2 separate regions of the Mus musculus genome follow, and region 2 is linked to region 1. The links are chromatin loops, found by intact Hi-C in ENCODE. Cell type or tissue: gastrocnemius. All regions are shown on one strand.

Region 1 (8,000 bases):
GGAAGAGCAGTCAGTACTCTTAACCACTGAGCCATCTCGCCAGCCCCCAGTTGTCTATTTTTAATAAGTTACTCTTTAATTAATTGTATGTATGCATTTATCTTGGTTTTTCGAGACAGGATTTCTCTGTATAACAGCTCCAGCTATCCATGAACTCTCTTTATAGACCAGGCTGCCCTCAAACTCTCAAAGATGCCCCCCTCTTTCTCCCAGTGCTGGGATTAGAGGTGTGCACCACCAGGTCCTGCTTCTTTAATTACATTTAAAAAATGCTTTTACATGGTTTGTTGTTTGCACAGAAGAATACAGTTTACTGTTGGTGTTGACTGTGTCTCCGGTGTCCTTTGTAAGTCGTGTTACTAATTCTAAGAGTTCTGTTAGATTCCTTTGGACTTGGCTCCTATAACTGTGTCATCTACAAATAATGGTTGTTTTTTCCTTCTTTGCAATCTGTATCTGTATTAGCTTTTCCCCCTTTGTACAAGCTAGCATCTGGCGTCATGCTGAACAGAAGAGCCGGTGGTCTGACCCCCTTGTGTCACCTCCAGTCTTGAGTGCACCTTTCATTATTTCCTGTGGAATGGGGTGTTTGCTGTAGACGGTTAGATATTCTTTCCTCGGTTGAGGACATTGCCTTTTAGCCTATAGAGATGTATACTTTATTTTGTTGTTCTTTAAAAAACTTACATTTTATTATTGTGTATATGTGCACATGCATATACACCACAGCACGTATGTGGAGGTTAGAGGACAACTCTCGAAGAATGACACGGGTTTGAATTATCAAACCAAGGCAATAATTGAAAAATAATCTCATAATGTTTTAAGTATGTTTCTAGTTTTCTATTGAGCCCTGTTCATAGCTATCTTGGGGTGCATGCAGCCTATGGGTCTGGCTTGGGCATGCCTGATACTGTATCTTAGACAGAAAGCAGCCAATGTGGATGCTGTGGGGTTTACTCATTTCTTCTCTGTACAACACTGGCCGCTACATCTTTTCCTTCCAGCTGTGAGGGCCACCACATAGGTGAGTGTGGCCTGAGCCCAGTTCTGAGGACTCTACAGCCTCTCCCTGCTGTCTGGCCACTTACTTCTGAGACTGTCCCACCATTCTCTGGAAGAATGAATGCCCTCGATGGTGTCCCCTTCAAGGTGTCCAAGGGCTTTGTGATGGACACAGAGCCCCACCCCGTGCCTGAGCTCAGTGTCCCGGACTGTAGAGAGCTCCTGCTGGGCACAATGGTAAGTGAGTGTCTAACTTTGCTCTTGGCTCTAAGGCCTGAGGCTGAGCCCCTGGGGCCTGTCTCATGATTGTAAAGGGAAGCTTGGGTTGCTTTCCCAGAGTCTAGGGAGTGTGAAACAAGTCACTAACTTCCATGGAGAAGACTGGTGTCTGGGCTGTGAGGTTGTTTCCCTAGGTCAGCTGGGAGCTGTGTGAGCGACCTGTGTGAAGTGCTTGTCACTGCCAGCATACTCTGGTTCGTCTCCTCATCAGCTGTTAGAGTCCCTCTTGATAAGACTCCATCTCCAGAATCCTCTGTTAAAAGTACAAGCAGCTAGCTGGGTGCACAGTTTTTTGTTTTTTTTTCCATTTTTTATTAGGTATTTAGCTCATTTACATTTCCAATGCTATACCAAAAGTCCCGCATATCCACCCACCCCCACTCCCCTGCCCACCCACTCCCCCTTTTTGGCCCTGGTGTTCCCCTGTACTGGGGCATATAAAGTTTGCAAGTCCAATGGGCCTCTCTTTCCAGTGATGGCCGACTAGGCCATCTTTTGATATATATGCAGCTAGAGTCAAGAGCTCCGGGGTACTGGTTAGTTCATAATGTTGTTCCACCTATAGGGTTGCAGATCCCTTTAGCTCCTTGGCTACTTTCTCTAGCTCCTCCATTGGGAGCCCTATGATCCATCCATTAGCTGACTGTGAGCATCCACTTCTGTGTTTGCTAGGCCCCGGCATATGGGTGCACAGTTTTAATCCCAGCACTCGGGAGGCAGAGGCCGGTGGAGCCTGGTCTACAGATCAAGTTCCAGGACAGCCAGGGCTACATAGAGAGGCCCTGCCCCCCCCCCCCCCCCCCAAAAAAAAAGGTGTAAGTAGCTCTGCTTGCACATTAGGACGGATTAGTAGTCCACAGACAGAGCACACTGCTGGAGGCCTGAAAGCTTCTTGCGCTCTGCAGGGTGGGTGTCACAGGCAACCTCAGGATAAACATGATTTAACTTTCTATGGAAATGAGTTTACTTAAAGATATAGGGGAGAGATATATGTTGCATTCATAATAAAACATAGGGCTGTAACAGTAGCTAAGGTGGAAGAGTTACCCATATTATAGCATAGATATATCATAGGGTAGACACAGATATTAAAAATTAAAGTTCCCAGGAACTTTGGAGCTGGGCTGGAGCTCCTGTGCATGGTAGCACGTGCTATTCAATCCAAGTATTTAGGAGGCCGAGGCAGGAAGAGCTGTGTTCCCATACAGCCTGGGCTACATAGTGAGACACATGTCAAAAACAAGACAGTAATAAAAAGGAGTCCAGCTCTTAACAGTTTTGCTCACGAGAAACCCGAGGTCCTGAGAATGAAGATTTATTCAGTAATTGCTGGTTTGTTTGTTTTGTTTTGTTTTGTTTTGTTTTTGTTTTTGTTTTTGTTTTTGTTTTGAGACAGGGCTTCATGTAGCCCAGGATGGTCTTAAATCACTCTGAGGCCAAGAAGAACCTTGAATTCCTGGTTTCAAACCTCTGCTTCCCAAGGGCTGAGCTCACAGGTGTGCACAGCCATGCCCTGTCTGCGTGGTGCCGGGGTTGGAACCCAGAGCTTTGTGTGCACTAAGCGAGCACCAAGCCATCGGAACTAAGCCCCCAGGCCCCAAGAACTCTAGTGGAGTGTTTTGAGGTAGCTATTGCTCGGTGACATATTGAATGGTGAATGGTTTTATTTTATTTTGTGTGTGTGTGTGTGTGTGTGTGTGTGTGTGTTCAATTTTCTGTGCATTGGTGTTCTGCCAGCATGGTATGTCTGTGTGACAGTGTCAGATACCCTGGAACTGGAGTTACAGACAGTTGTGAGCTGACATGTGGGTGCTGGGAATTAAACCAAAGTCCTTTGGAAGAGCAGCCAGTGTTCTTCACCACTGAGCCATCTCCCCAGCCTTGAGAGGAGGGTTTTTAAATATTGGCATTTTAGCATGATTATTAATTCACTTGATTTGACCTTCTTGCCAGGGTTTATCACTAAATCGTTTTGACATCTGTTGGCCTCAGAAACATCTGTAAGGGAAGATGGAAGTGGGCCCTGAGGATACCTGAAGTTTAGAGCCAGGAAATTTCCCCAACTGACAATTGAACAGGGTCCCCAAGCAAGCACTGAGGGCTGTGGCCCCATGGCCGTGGCTTGCCACAGCTGAGCCTCATGTTGTTCATCTCTCTGCAGTATGACTTCAGCCTGGAAAAGAAGGCTCTCTTTTGGGTGGAAGCAGCCATCCGAGGATCTTGCTCCCATCAGTGCAATGACCTGGGGATTGCATCAGCCCCTCCAGCCTGGTTCTTACTGGCCAGTCCAAAATACAGTCAGGTGCCTGCACCTGCTCAAATCAGAGACCCAGAGGCTGGACTGCAAGAACCTCCTGAAGAAGAGGAGGAAGAGGAGGAGGAGGAGGAAGAAGAAACAGAAGAGAAGGGGGACGAGGAAGACACCTCCTCTGCCTGTGAGGAGGGCATGGACTCCAGCAGCCCTCAGCCCGGCTCCCCTACAAGCCATCGTCGCTGCTCCCTGGATGTGCTGCGAAACATGAGGTCTGAGCTGGCTGACGCCAGGCGGCGGCTCTCGGAGAGTAGACTAACCGCGTGTCCTCGAGCCCTCCTGCACCGCTTCCGCGGCCATCGCACACTGAGCCTGAGCACCAGCCCGGCTCCAGCCCCTGGCCCAGCACCACAGCTCCCAAATGTCTCGGAGCTGCCTCCACGACCCGCCACCGCCGGCGCCATGCCTCCATTGCGGAACCACAAGCCCACAGTTGCTGTAAGAACTCTCCTCCAAGGCCACAGGCTCCAAGCCAAGGCCTCCAGGTTAAGGGTCCCCAACCTAGGGTCCTTCTTCCATACAGTGCTTTTTTCCCCCCTATACAGTGCTTTTTTTGTTTGTTTGTTTGTTTTTTGTTTTGTTTTTCGAGACAGGTTTTCTCTGTGTAGCCCTGGCTGGCCTGGAACTCACTTTGTAGACCAGACTGGCCTCGAACTCAGAAATCCGCCTGCCTCTGCCTCCCGAGTGCTGGGATTAAAGGTGTGCACCCCCACGCCCGGCTCATACAGTGCTTTGTAACCTTCTCCCACCCGGCCCTGTGGTCCTTCCTGCAGTCTAGTATATTCTACCTGGAGGCTCCCCCTTCTCTTGATTTCACACAGGGGCACACATCACAATAATTAATAACCACAGTTTCAAGTCCCATCTTTCTCTTGCAGTGGAATATGAATTCTTTTAGGTGCGGTTTGGGATAACATTCATTTTTGTTTCCTGGGCACCTAACAGTAGGCCCTACAGACAGGGGGCGCTCAATGAATGCCAGTTGAAGACTTAGATCTAAAGTTTCCCCCACGGAGAAGGCCTGTAGAAGCTTGGTGGCTCAATCAGAAATAATTCAGTAACTCCTTCCATGGGTGTTTTGTTCCCAATTCTAAGAAGGGACAAAGTGTCTACACTTTGGTCTTCGTTCTTCTTGAGTTTCATGTGTTTTACAAACTGTATCTTATATCTTGGGTATTCTAAGTTTCTGGGCTAATATCCACTTATCAGTGAGTACATATCATGTGAGTTCTTTTGTGATTGGGTTACCTCACTCAGGATGATGCCCTCCAGGTCCATCCATTTGTCTAGGAGTGTGGCTGGGGAGATAGCTCCTCTCACTAAGTCACTGGGTCTGGCAGCCTCAAGGTGGATTCATATCACAAATGTGCACTGTGTGTTGGGTCACTGACTCCTCTGAGCCTGGCTTTCAATCTTATGTAGCCCAGGTTGACCTCAAACTTGCTATGTAATGGTAGATGAGGATAACCTCGAACTATTTATCCTCTTGCATCTGGGATTACAGTATACACTGCCAAGCTCTGTGTATGAGATGTTAAGGACCGAACCCAGGACCTTGTGCATTCTAGGCAAGCATGCTACCAACCGAGCTATGTACTTGGTCTGCCTTTTGTCTTTCTTCCTCATCTGGCCTCTCACTATGCTACCCAAGCTCAACTTGAATTCCAGGAGCCAAGCAATCCTCCTGCCTCAGCTCCCAAGTAGCTATGATTATGGGCATGTACCACCACATCTAGGCTACCGGTCATATTTCATTTGCAGTGTCGCAAGCCCTAAGTGAAACAGTAGCTTTTGCTGACAGCTTCTGCACACTGGGCCCTTTGCTAATTAATCACCTTGCTCAGGCTCAGATTTATGCCTCCTAACAGTCTGATGAGGTAGTTCCAAGATGGCTCTGTTGGCATCTGAGAAAGGGAACAGAGACTGAGACCTGGAGCCTGCAGGACCCAACGCTCTCTGCAGTGTAGAAAGTAGGACACAAAGCCACATCTTAAGATATTCAGCCCAGCTGACTGTGACCTCCTCTGGTTGCTGACATGCCATCCTGTCTGTATTTCAGTCCCTCAGCCCATACACCTGCTTACCACCTCTGAGGGAGACACCCCAGCCCCTCGTCTCCTGTAGACTGCATCCTGATTCAGCACCCGACCTGCTGTCTGCCCTGACCGAAGAGGAGCAAGACCTCATTGGGCCAGTGGTCGCCTTGGGCTATCCCCTGGGAAGGGCCATGGAGGCACTGCAGAAGACAGGGAGGCAGAGCCTGAGCCAGGTGAGTGGGCCCGGGGTTGAGGAGTGCATGCTAGAGTCAGGAAAGGTCAAATGGCTTTTCCCCTCTAACTTGATCAAGGTCTTGCTTCCTCTCTCCCCTCTCCCGTGCCCCCTCTTGCAGTGTTGGGGATCAGCACAGGGCCCTGCACATAGTAGGCGAGCTCTCTCCCACTGATCTAGAGGCCCAGCCCTTGCTTACGTCTCTTTAGTGGTAGAACCTCAACCTGGCACAAATTACCAAGTTAGTGATTGAATTTTTAGGCCTTATTGATCTCTTTTCCACAGGACTTCCCAAGGAATCCCTGTGACCATTTAAGGATCTCCATAGTCAAACCCTTCTCCTAGTCCATGTACCACATACCGGATTCAGAAGCTTTAAGCAGCCAAGAACCTCTCTAGAACTCTCCAATAGGCCAATCTCTATGAGAACGTGTATATGTGTATTTGTCCATGTATGTGCTAGTGTGAGAGTGTATGCAAATATGTGTAAAGGCCATACAGAAGTAAGTCCACCTAAGGTATCCTCCTCAGATACTATCACATCTTTCTAGATAGTCTCTTACTTCTATGTGATATTTGCTGATTCAGTTAGAACGGTTGCCTCAGTCCAGTGATTGGTGATACTTGCCAACTAACTGCACCACATTTCTTCAGAAAACTAGTCCAGTTAGTTCCAAGAGTATAAGAGCAAAAACTTCAAGGTCACCTGGCCTAGCCTTCACATTGTACAGTCATTTCCACCTCACAGACTAGTCCAGGTTTAAAGGACTAAGACTCTTTGACAAGCTGTCAGCTCTGCCAGGCTGTCCATGTCCTCAGCCGTGAAAGGTGTTGGGGGTAAGTGGCTTTCAGATATGTTGAGAGCCAGGTCTGGGTGTCCCACAGTTCCTCTCTCAGGAGCACCCAGCTCCTTGTGTCTGCAGCTATTCAGCCTCCTGTTCCAGGCAGCCTGCTCTTAGCTGCTGCTTGCTGTGCTGGGACAAACAGACCAGGAGCTCCAAGAGTTGGAAAACCACATGGCTGGCTAGACAATCTGTGCTCCTGCCAGCCCTGAAGGTCAACAGAAACCCGACCTCCTCCTTCCCAGCCACACACATGGCTCTCCTTTGGTGGGCACCTGTCCCTATAAAGCCTGCTTTGATTTGCCCGGCACTGGCGTAGTCTCCCATGTCTGGTTTATCTCCTTCACTAAGCTGTGAGTTCCTTGCCGTTCTTAATTCATTTTATGCACATGGCTCCTTTGCTTCCCCTGCTGGTGCAGTAGGGATTGACTTAACCTCCGCCACTGTGGGACAGAAGTCAGTGGGCATAAAGTCAGAGCAAAGCTGTGTGCACTGCCCTGGGTGGATGGAGCCTAAGAGCCCCAAGGATGGCCCAGGGGAGACAGAGTCTGCAGAGAGGCCTCCTGGGAGGAGAATGAGGCCAGCCTTAGATGGGGAGTTGGACAGAGGCCTTGAGAAAAGAAGGGAGCTGAGGACGTGAGCAGGCCAGGGTATGGTGAAAGGCAGCACATTTGTTTTGGAGGCACGATTTCATGTGGCAGGACTGGCTTTAAACTCACTATGCAACTAAGAGTGATCTTTAACTTATTAGTGTGTGTGTGTGTGTGTGTGTGTGTGTGTGTGTGTGTGTGGTCTAGCGTAGTATTTGTGCATGTGTGTGTGCAAATGCGTGATCGACCAGAGAAAATACCCTGGTCTGTCATTCTGTTCCCTTGAGACAGCTCTCCCACTGCACCCAGGGCTAGGCTGGCAGCCAACAAGCCCCAGGCTTTCTGCTTCTGCCTCCTACAGTGCTGAGGTTTTAGGCCCGCATGTGGCAGCATCCAGATTTCTATGTGGGGGCTGGGCACTTGAGCTCGGGCCCTCACATTTATGATGCAAGCACTCTTACCCACTGAGCCAGCTCCTCAGCCTTGATCTTGAACTTCTTTTTTTTTTTTTTTTTTTTTTTTAAAGATTTATTTATTTATTATATGTAAGTACACTGTAGCTGTCTTCAGACACTCCAGAAGAGGAAGTCAGATCTCGTTACGGATGGTTGTGAGCCACCATGTGGTTGCTGGGATTTGAACTCTGGACCTTTGGAAGAGCAGTCGGGTGCTCTAACCCACTGAGCCATCTCACCAGCTCGATCT
Region 2 (8,000 bases), 61 kb after region 1:
GACCAGACTGGCCTTGAACTCAGAAATACACCTGCCTCTGCCTCCCAAGTGCTGGGATTAAAGGTGTGCGCCACCACTGCCTGGCTCAGTTAATACTCTTAACCGCAGAGACATCTCTCCAGCCCTGATCACTTTTTACATTAAAAACAAAACAAAAGCAAAAACAGAGGGAAGCCTGCAGGCCAACAGAGCAGAGACAAGCATACCTGCCGGAGCCCTGGCACCCACCCTGCGGTTAATTTCTAAGCTCAGCTTCCACTTTAGGAAGGGTTTCCTAATAAATACAACATGACTGAGCTTGCGCATTCATGCAGATGGTGAGTCTGAATTGTAAAGGCTGTTCTATTTAACTCAGACTCACACAGAGACTTCCGTAACGGACAAAGACCTATTGGCATAGGATGTGGCCCAGAGAAGTAATCTTTTGCCTATGCATTTGTAAAACCCTTAAGTTGTCTATCGGTATATGGTGCTTCAGCCAGCATTTCACATTTCTGGAATTATCTGCTGCTAGATAAGGAATCAGGAATCCTGAGACTGAAGTGCTCAGGTACAGCCTGACAGGTGGGCACGTGCAATGACATCGGTTCCACTGGGAAGCCTGAGGTTTCTGTTTTTCTTGCAGTATCAATAGTTAAGATTCCCAGTTACTGCCAACAGGAAGGCAAAATGGGACAGCCATTTTGCAAGCAGTTCTCAGTAGTATAGATCCTGACCCTGTAAATTTGGAGCCTATACCCAAATACTCTCTCAAAAAAGCACATGTATCTGAAGGAAGAGGCTTTAAAAAATATTTACTATTTTTATTTTATGTGCATGTCTATATACCATATGTGTGCAGTGCCAAGGTAGGCCAGAAGAGGAAGTCAGATCTCCTGGAACTGGAGTTTTGTTAGCAGTCCCTCTGGGTGCAGGGGGATGAACTCAGAGCCTCTGGAAGAGCAGCCAGCGCTCTTAACCACTAAGCCAGCTCTCGAGCCCTGATACAACCTTTTTGGAAAACAGTTACCAGAGCTGCCAAGTGTTTTACTTTACATTTTATTTCTTAGAACGTTTAAGTTAAAAGGCTTTTCTCTTTATATTTTCATTTATTTACTTGAGTTTGTACACGGCTATGACTATGTCACGTGACACACGTGAGCCGCCAGAGGCCAACCTGTGGTAGTTATTTCTTCCACCAAGTGAATTCTGGGGCTTGGTGACAAACACCTTCACCTGCTGAGCCATCTCACTGGCCCCCAACTCTCTGACATTACAAGATGATGCCATCTAACTGTTTTGTGGCACACTCGGCTATGCTGGGACACATGGGGCCCATGGGCCTCAGGTTGGACACACCTGATAACAGTTCCCCTTTTGGGAATCTGCCCAAAAGAACTGAAAACATTTCTGCAATAAAACTTGTATACAACTGTTCCTAGAAGTATTAGTCATATGTCTGGTATTGCTGTGGTCATTGCTAATGTGATGACCTATTAGATAAGCATAAGGGATTTTTAACTCTTATTGATTATAATCACCAGAATATACTTACAATCACTTAGTCTTATACTCTATAAAATCAGATGTTTGAACTTCTTTTCCTATTTATTTGTTTATTTACCTACTTATTTATTTAAGACAGAATCTTACTCTGTAGCTTAGGTTGTTGACCCCAAACAAACCTGTATGTAGCCCAGGCTGGGCTTGAACTCTCTGTAACTCTCTTGCCTCAGCTCTCCAAGTGCTAGGATTACAGACATGAGTCACCATGACCAACTTAACCATTTTTTTTTAATCAAAGTAGACTCCACACAGAATCCAGAAGTCAAAAACTGATAGGGTAGAATGGCCTGAAGTGAGAATGTATGGTGCTGGTTGTTTTTGCTGTCAGCTTGACACAGACACACAAACTGTCCAAGTGCCTTACTTGGGCTTTCAATCCCATGACATTCTATTGTTTATCAAACATAACAATGTAACTTTAATGTCTCCATTTAAAGTCTGTGTGGGGTGGGGTGGGGTGGGGTGGGGGGGAGTGTGTAGCTGATGAAGGTCAAAGGACACTCTCTGATGCTGGTCCATGGGTACTTTCCACCTTTTGTTTGAGGCAAGATCTCTCACTGGCCTGAAACATGGCCGCACAGGCCAGGCTGGCGGACCATCAAGCGTCTGGGGATTCTCAGGACTCTGCTGCACATTTGTAGCTCTGGGATCAAGGCACGCCCAGGAGCTCTGGGGTCTGGACTCAGATCCTCACATTTGTGGGGCAAGTACTTAACCACTGAGCCATCCTGCCTGCCCTTGCTCTAAAAAGGTTTACACAGGACTGGAGAGATGGTTCAGTGGTTAAGGGCACTGGTTGCTCCTCTAGAGATCTGGGGTTCAATTCCCACCACCTTCATGACAGCTTACAACTGTCGGTAATTCCAGTTCCAGGGGATCTATTCTACCAGACATGCATATCTGCGTGCAAGCAAAATACTCATACATATAAAATAAAATAAAGAGATATTTAAATAAGTAAATGAAATAAAATAAAAATGTTTAAACAGAAAATGTCCTCAGGGACAGCCTAATATATATGTATTTCTTCTCTTCCTTTCTTCCTTCCTTTCTCTCTTTCTCTCTTTTCAAAAAAAAAATGTATTTTAAGACAAGGTCTCACTATGTAGCCCAGCCTGCCTGGAGCTCTAGACTCTCCAGCTTCAGCCTCTCTCCCAAGGGTGCCAGGATTACAGATGTGCACCACTGTCTGGGGCACGTTTATCTGTCTTTCATTTCTTGAATGAATTGTCTTAGTAATCAGCACAATTAACTGATTCTTCAGGGGTTGTTGTTGTTGTAGTTTGATTTGGGTTGGGTTGGTAACTTAGAATTCACAATGTAGCCCAGGCTGGCTTTGAATCTATAGAGAGCTGTTCACCTGGGCCTCCCGTGTGCTGGGATTAAAGGCCTGTGTACCCCACACTCAACTCTGACTCCTTGGTGTTTTATCCGAACACACTTTTCCTTTCTTGCTTCACCTTGTTTCCCTCAAGAAATTGTTTTTGTTTGGTTTTCAAGTCAAGGTTTGGCTAAGTGTCCCAGCCTGTCATTAACTCCTGGCAATCCTCTTGCCTCAGCCTTCTGAATGCTGATTTGCAGCTGTGAGCCACCATGTCTGGCTTTCCCAAGTGATTTTCACTTATTATAAATTTATCTAAGTGTTTGGCATTCTCTAAATCAGTCAAAATATGAGCTTCTCAAACCTGCAGCCTCCTTAATTCTTTGTGGCAGTGAGCAGAGGTGCTTTATACTAAAAGAACAGTTCTCTTCTGTGTTCACTGAATAGAGTATATACTGAATAGAGTGTATACTGAACTGTTCTTCAAAGAAGGAATTGGGGAACATATTGTCTCCTTTCAAATTTTTATTTTATAAAAATTCTTGTTTTTATAAAATGTGACGCTACTTAGTGTTTGTGAACTACTTACAAGGAAAGTAAGCCAATCAGAGTAAAATCTGCTGAAGTTACACAGGCAATAGACACAGCAGAGAGCCAGTCTGCCATCCTCAACAAGGGAAAAGGTTGGTGACATCGCCCTCTTGTGGAATTTTCCTGCAACAACAACCGAGAGTCCATAGTGGTGCTTGAAGGGCATCCCAAATGGCTCAGTGGGCACTGTGGGTTAAGTCTGTGACCCTGATACTGGGCTGGTGCCTATGCATAGCATGTATTTCCCCTGGTCCTGAGGCATTGCTTCCCCTGATGGAGGCAAAAGCTTTTGCTCTTACTTCCTGCCCCCCGGGGGGGCTCCAGCTGCTCCTCTTTTTGACCCAACACCAAATGGTTGACTAAATATGAGCACATGCAAGCACAGGTATACACATTTATCCTATGGCTGGTTTCCTTGTCCCACAGAAAATAGACATATGGCAACATTGTAAGATGGTGGGAACATGGAAGAATGGTTCAAGGGGGATTAGGCTACTTCCACATACCAGTTTTCTATGGAGCTGAAGAACTTTCCAGAAGAAATATCTGAAAACTAAAACACTGATCAGAAACTCATTGTCTGGCTTCCAATACCTTAGATATGCTTTGTGGATGTCCTAATGGTGTGTGCCCTTTTTTTTTTTTCAGGGAAAGGCAAATGTTTATTTGTCCTAGATAGAGCACCAATCACAGACCAAAGAAATCATTCCGTCTAAGCCTAAAGATCCAGCGTGTTTAATTAGGTCAGTCACAGGAGCACGGACACCTTACAGGCAGTTGTACACTGAGGAAGAGCCTCCTCAGCAGCCACTGTTCACCACTTTGTATCCTCAGACAGGAGTGGGCTTCCCCTGATCCCACACGGGAATGTGGCTGGGCCTGATCTTATGAAGGTCTCTAGTGGGTGATCACAGCCACTCTGATCTCATAGACAGCAGTGCTGTCAGCAGTGCCTGGAGGATACAGATGTACAAACATTTATTACACAGATCTCCTTGGCCTTGCAGCTCATCTCTGTGCTGAAAGCGAATCCAGTGAGGAATTTATCTGCACTTGGAAGGGTCAGGTTCTTATGTGTCTAACTCACTATGAAGAACTTAAAAAATTTTTTTTTCGTTTTTGAACCAGACAGTAGTGAAGCACATGTTTAATCCCAGCACTCAGGAGGCAAAGGTGAGTAGATCTCTGAGTTTGAGGCCAGCGTGGTGTACAGAGTGAGTTGCAGGACAACAGGGCTGTGCAGAGAAGCCCCTTTCAAAAGACAAAACAAAATTTCATTTTGTATTTAGGGAAAACTCCATCTTTACACTCATATCATATTCAGCTTCTCCTCCTCCTCCATCTCTCCCTCCTCCTCTCCCTCCTCCTCTCCCTCCTCCTCTCCCTCCTCCTCCTTCTCCTCCTCCTCCTTCTCCTCTTTTTCCTCCTCCTCCTCTCCCTCCTCCTTCTCCTCCTCTCCTCCTCCTCCCCCCTCCTCCTCTCCCTCCTCCTCCTCCTCCTCCTCCTCCTCCTCCTCCTCCTCCTCCTCCTTCTCCTCCTCCTTCTCCTCCTCCTCTAAGAAGTTTACTGTGGGAGGATCACAAGGTCTTGGCCAGCATCGAAGACACAGCAAGACCAGACCCTGCCTCACACAAACAAGCAAACAGGGACAGAAAGGTGCCAGTCAGTAGCAATAGGCTGCTCTATGAAGAAAAGATTAATGCTAGCCTCTTGCTCCAACAAGCTAGTTGTGTGGTAGGCAGAGGGTGCTGTGAGCGGCAGGAGGCAGCGTTTGTGGCACAGCTACGTGGGAGAGCTTGAGCTGCTGAAAATAAACTACATCAGCCTTGTGCCTATGTCTGTGCACCGAGTGCACATTGTGCCTGCAATGCCCTCAGAGGCCAGGAGAGGATGCCCTGGAGTTACAGGTGGTTGTGAGCCACCATGTGGGTACAGGAATTAAACAGGAGTCCTTTGTTAGAGCACCCTGTGCTCTTACTTGCTGACCCATCTCTCCAGACCCATACTTGAAGATTTTGCTTTTTAGTGGTGTGTTTGTCGCATGACTGCAGTGCCTGCAGGGGCCAGAAGAGGGCAGTGAGTCTCCTAGATCTGGCAATGTGTGTGCTAGAAAACAAACTCAGGTCCTCTGCAAGAACAGCGAGCATCTTAACCACTGAGCCGTCTCTCCAGCTCCAGTAGGTCACACCTTCAGTCGGTATTCAAAAGACAGCACCTTGAGTGTCAGAATCATGTTCCACTTCCCCTAAGTTAGGATTCTGGGACTGACTTGATCAGAGGAGGATACGGCTTGGCATCACATCTCATTTCCCTCATATGGTCAGATGCACCGGCTAGCAGCATCATAATCTTTGCCTCTCTTTTCTACTTAGCCCAAGGAATTTGCCGCTCTCTGGGCACACATTGGCCAACTTTCCACAACTATGGCAAACAAAGCCGCTCTCAGTTTTGAGGGGACACATGGAGAAAAAAATTATTGAATCTGTGAGGTAGGAGTTCAAGGCCTCAGGGAGGGTGTTGTCTTAGCACTGAAAAATGGATACCATTTAGTGAGGAAGAGAGGAAATGTGAGGTGGATGGAACGCTCAAGGGCACAGAAGCAGGGATCCTCAAAACTAAATGAAAGACTGCTCCAGGGCCTCTGGCTTTCAGGCCATGTGACAGGAATTAGATGAGAGAGGAACCTGATGCTGCTCTATAGCCAGAGCCAGCGTCACAAGCATGACCCATGTTAAGGACCCCAGTGTACCTTGGAAACACATATCTATCTGCACACCATGGTCTTCAGAGGTCTTCAGCAGATAGCCCTCACCCCTCCGTTTCCCTACAGTCTCCCTATGGCATCCCACATGGGAGGCCTGAGAATCTAAGAGTCTTGGATTCCTGAAGTGACTTCAGACAGGTGAGCAAACCTTAGTTTCATTGGGTGTGGAAATCCTGAGTTGCTTAGTAGTTAAGATTGCTGTTCAGGTCGAATGGTTAGGATCATGGCTTTGGAGCTGGAGGGACAGGACCCCTCGTTGCAGAGATGGCTCAGCAGTTAAGAGCACTGGCTTCCCTTCCATAGGACCCAGGTTCAATTCCCAGGCCCATGTGGCAGCTCAGAACTGTCTCGAGTTGTAGGGGATTCCACACTCTTACACAGACATGCATGCAGGCAAAGCACCAAAGCACGTAAAACAAAAATAAATTAAAAAAAAATTTGTAAAGTTTTAAAAAATAGTTTCTTTTAAAGGTTTGTTTTATTCATATGAGTGTCTTGCTTGTGTGTATATATCTGCAGTGTTCTTTGAAGAGCTTGGCTGAATAATACACATCAAAGTCCCCTCAAATTTCTTCCTTAGTGGTTCTTCAGTTGAGCCACGCCTCCAAAGCGGCAGGCCCCGCCTTGTCGTCTGCGCGTGCTTGGGCCTTTGAGCTCTTTGCTCCGCCCCCCACCATGGGCACGCATGCGCATGGTGGGCCGCTGCGGGCCGAGGTGATGCTCCTTCCGCGGTGCTGCTGGGGTCGGTGGCTGATGGGAAGGAGGCCACGCTGTTCCTGTCAAGCACCTGCCGGGTTCGACGGGAAGGACGGCCGAGGTTCCCGAGTCCGCGAGAAGCCGCCTTGGCGGGTGCTGTTCCTCGGCACCGACCACTTTGCCCGGGAAACGCTGCGGGCGCTGCACGCCGCCAGGTACCGGGGCAGGGTCCCACGCCGAGCCGCGGTGGCGACCCCAGGGCAGCGAGGTCCCGGGAAGGCGCCCTGTTGGGTCCCGGCCGGCAGAGCTCCTGTGGCTCCTGCAGCATCTGCCAGCAGACCCTCCATCTCCCCGAGCCTGGGAACCGGTACCTGGAGAGGCCCGGCCAGTACCCAGGGTCGTGGGCGGAGCCGGTTAGCTGAAAAGGGCTGTGACTCCAAAGTTCGTCCCTTCCTGGTGTTGGTGGCCTCCGTTTCCTTGCCCTTTTACACGCCTGTGTTTTCAAATGAATACATTTCTAAGTTAGAACAGTTTCATATACATATAATATTTATGCGATTTAACTAACCTTGTCTACTAGGAAGAAAGTTATTTGTAATTCACCCTTTCCTGAAAGGCTGCTGTGTCTACCGCCCCACTTCCCTGGAAGGATATTTGGTTATTTATCGGTCCCTGGTTTCCAGGCACTTATCTCGCCTCCATCCCTGCCTTCCTACAAACACTTTTCTTTTTAAATAAGATTTTTACTTTGAGATTTTATTTGTATGTGTGTGTGTCTATGAGCATGTACGTGTTGGTGCCTGTGGAGGCCTAAAGTGAGTGTCCCATTCCCTGGAGCTGGAGTGACAGGCCCTTGTGAGCTACACCCTGTGGATGCTGTAAGAAGAGAGCTGACTTCTGAAAGTTTTCCTCTCATTTCCACACACATGCTGTAGCATACGCCTGCACACACGCACACAGTAATAATAGCACATGCCCACACCATGCACACAATAATAATAATAAAAGACAATTTAATTTTTAAATTATTAAATTTAAACCCTGTGTGTTGGTTGCAAAAAATCTTAATTATTTTAGCTCTAA

Evidence for each region. Peaks named below come from ENCODE experiments on the same cell type or tissue, not always from the same donor. Only the 100,000 strongest peaks of a DNase experiment are listed, where the experiment ranks them.
Region 2: a loop joins it to region 1, with 7 times the contacts of the local background. A loop is called at or near these places in 15 of 42 quality-filtered maps.

The regions. Positions count from the first base shown.
Region 1 is chr9:65,368,096-65,376,095 of GRCm38, forward strand. It overlaps Ubap1l (ubiquitin-associated protein 1-like), which reads left to right. Exons shown (of 6, transcript NM_001373909.1): 2 at 1,008-1,242; 3 at 3,446-4,033; 4 at 5,655-5,864. The coding sequence starts at 1,123. Among named protein-coding and RNA genes, the nearest start is that of Ubap1l, 11 kb to the left of the region's middle. In gastrocnemius, a CTCF peak has its summit at 4,547; a DNase peak (open chromatin) is centred at 4,556; H3K4me3 peaks cover 349 bases; H3K27ac peaks cover 2,710 bases.
Region 2 is chr9:65,428,876-65,436,875 of GRCm38, forward strand. Mtfmt (mitochondrial methionyl-tRNA formyltransferase) reads left to right here and starts at 6,907. Exons shown (of 9, transcript NM_027134.3): 1 at 6,907-7,132. The coding sequence starts at 6,939. In gastrocnemius, CTCF peaks have their summits at 3,579 (motif pointing left) and 5,518 (motif pointing right); DNase peaks (open chromatin) are centred at 3,581, 5,442 and 6,899; H3K4me3 peaks cover 1,195 bases; H3K27ac peaks cover 816 bases.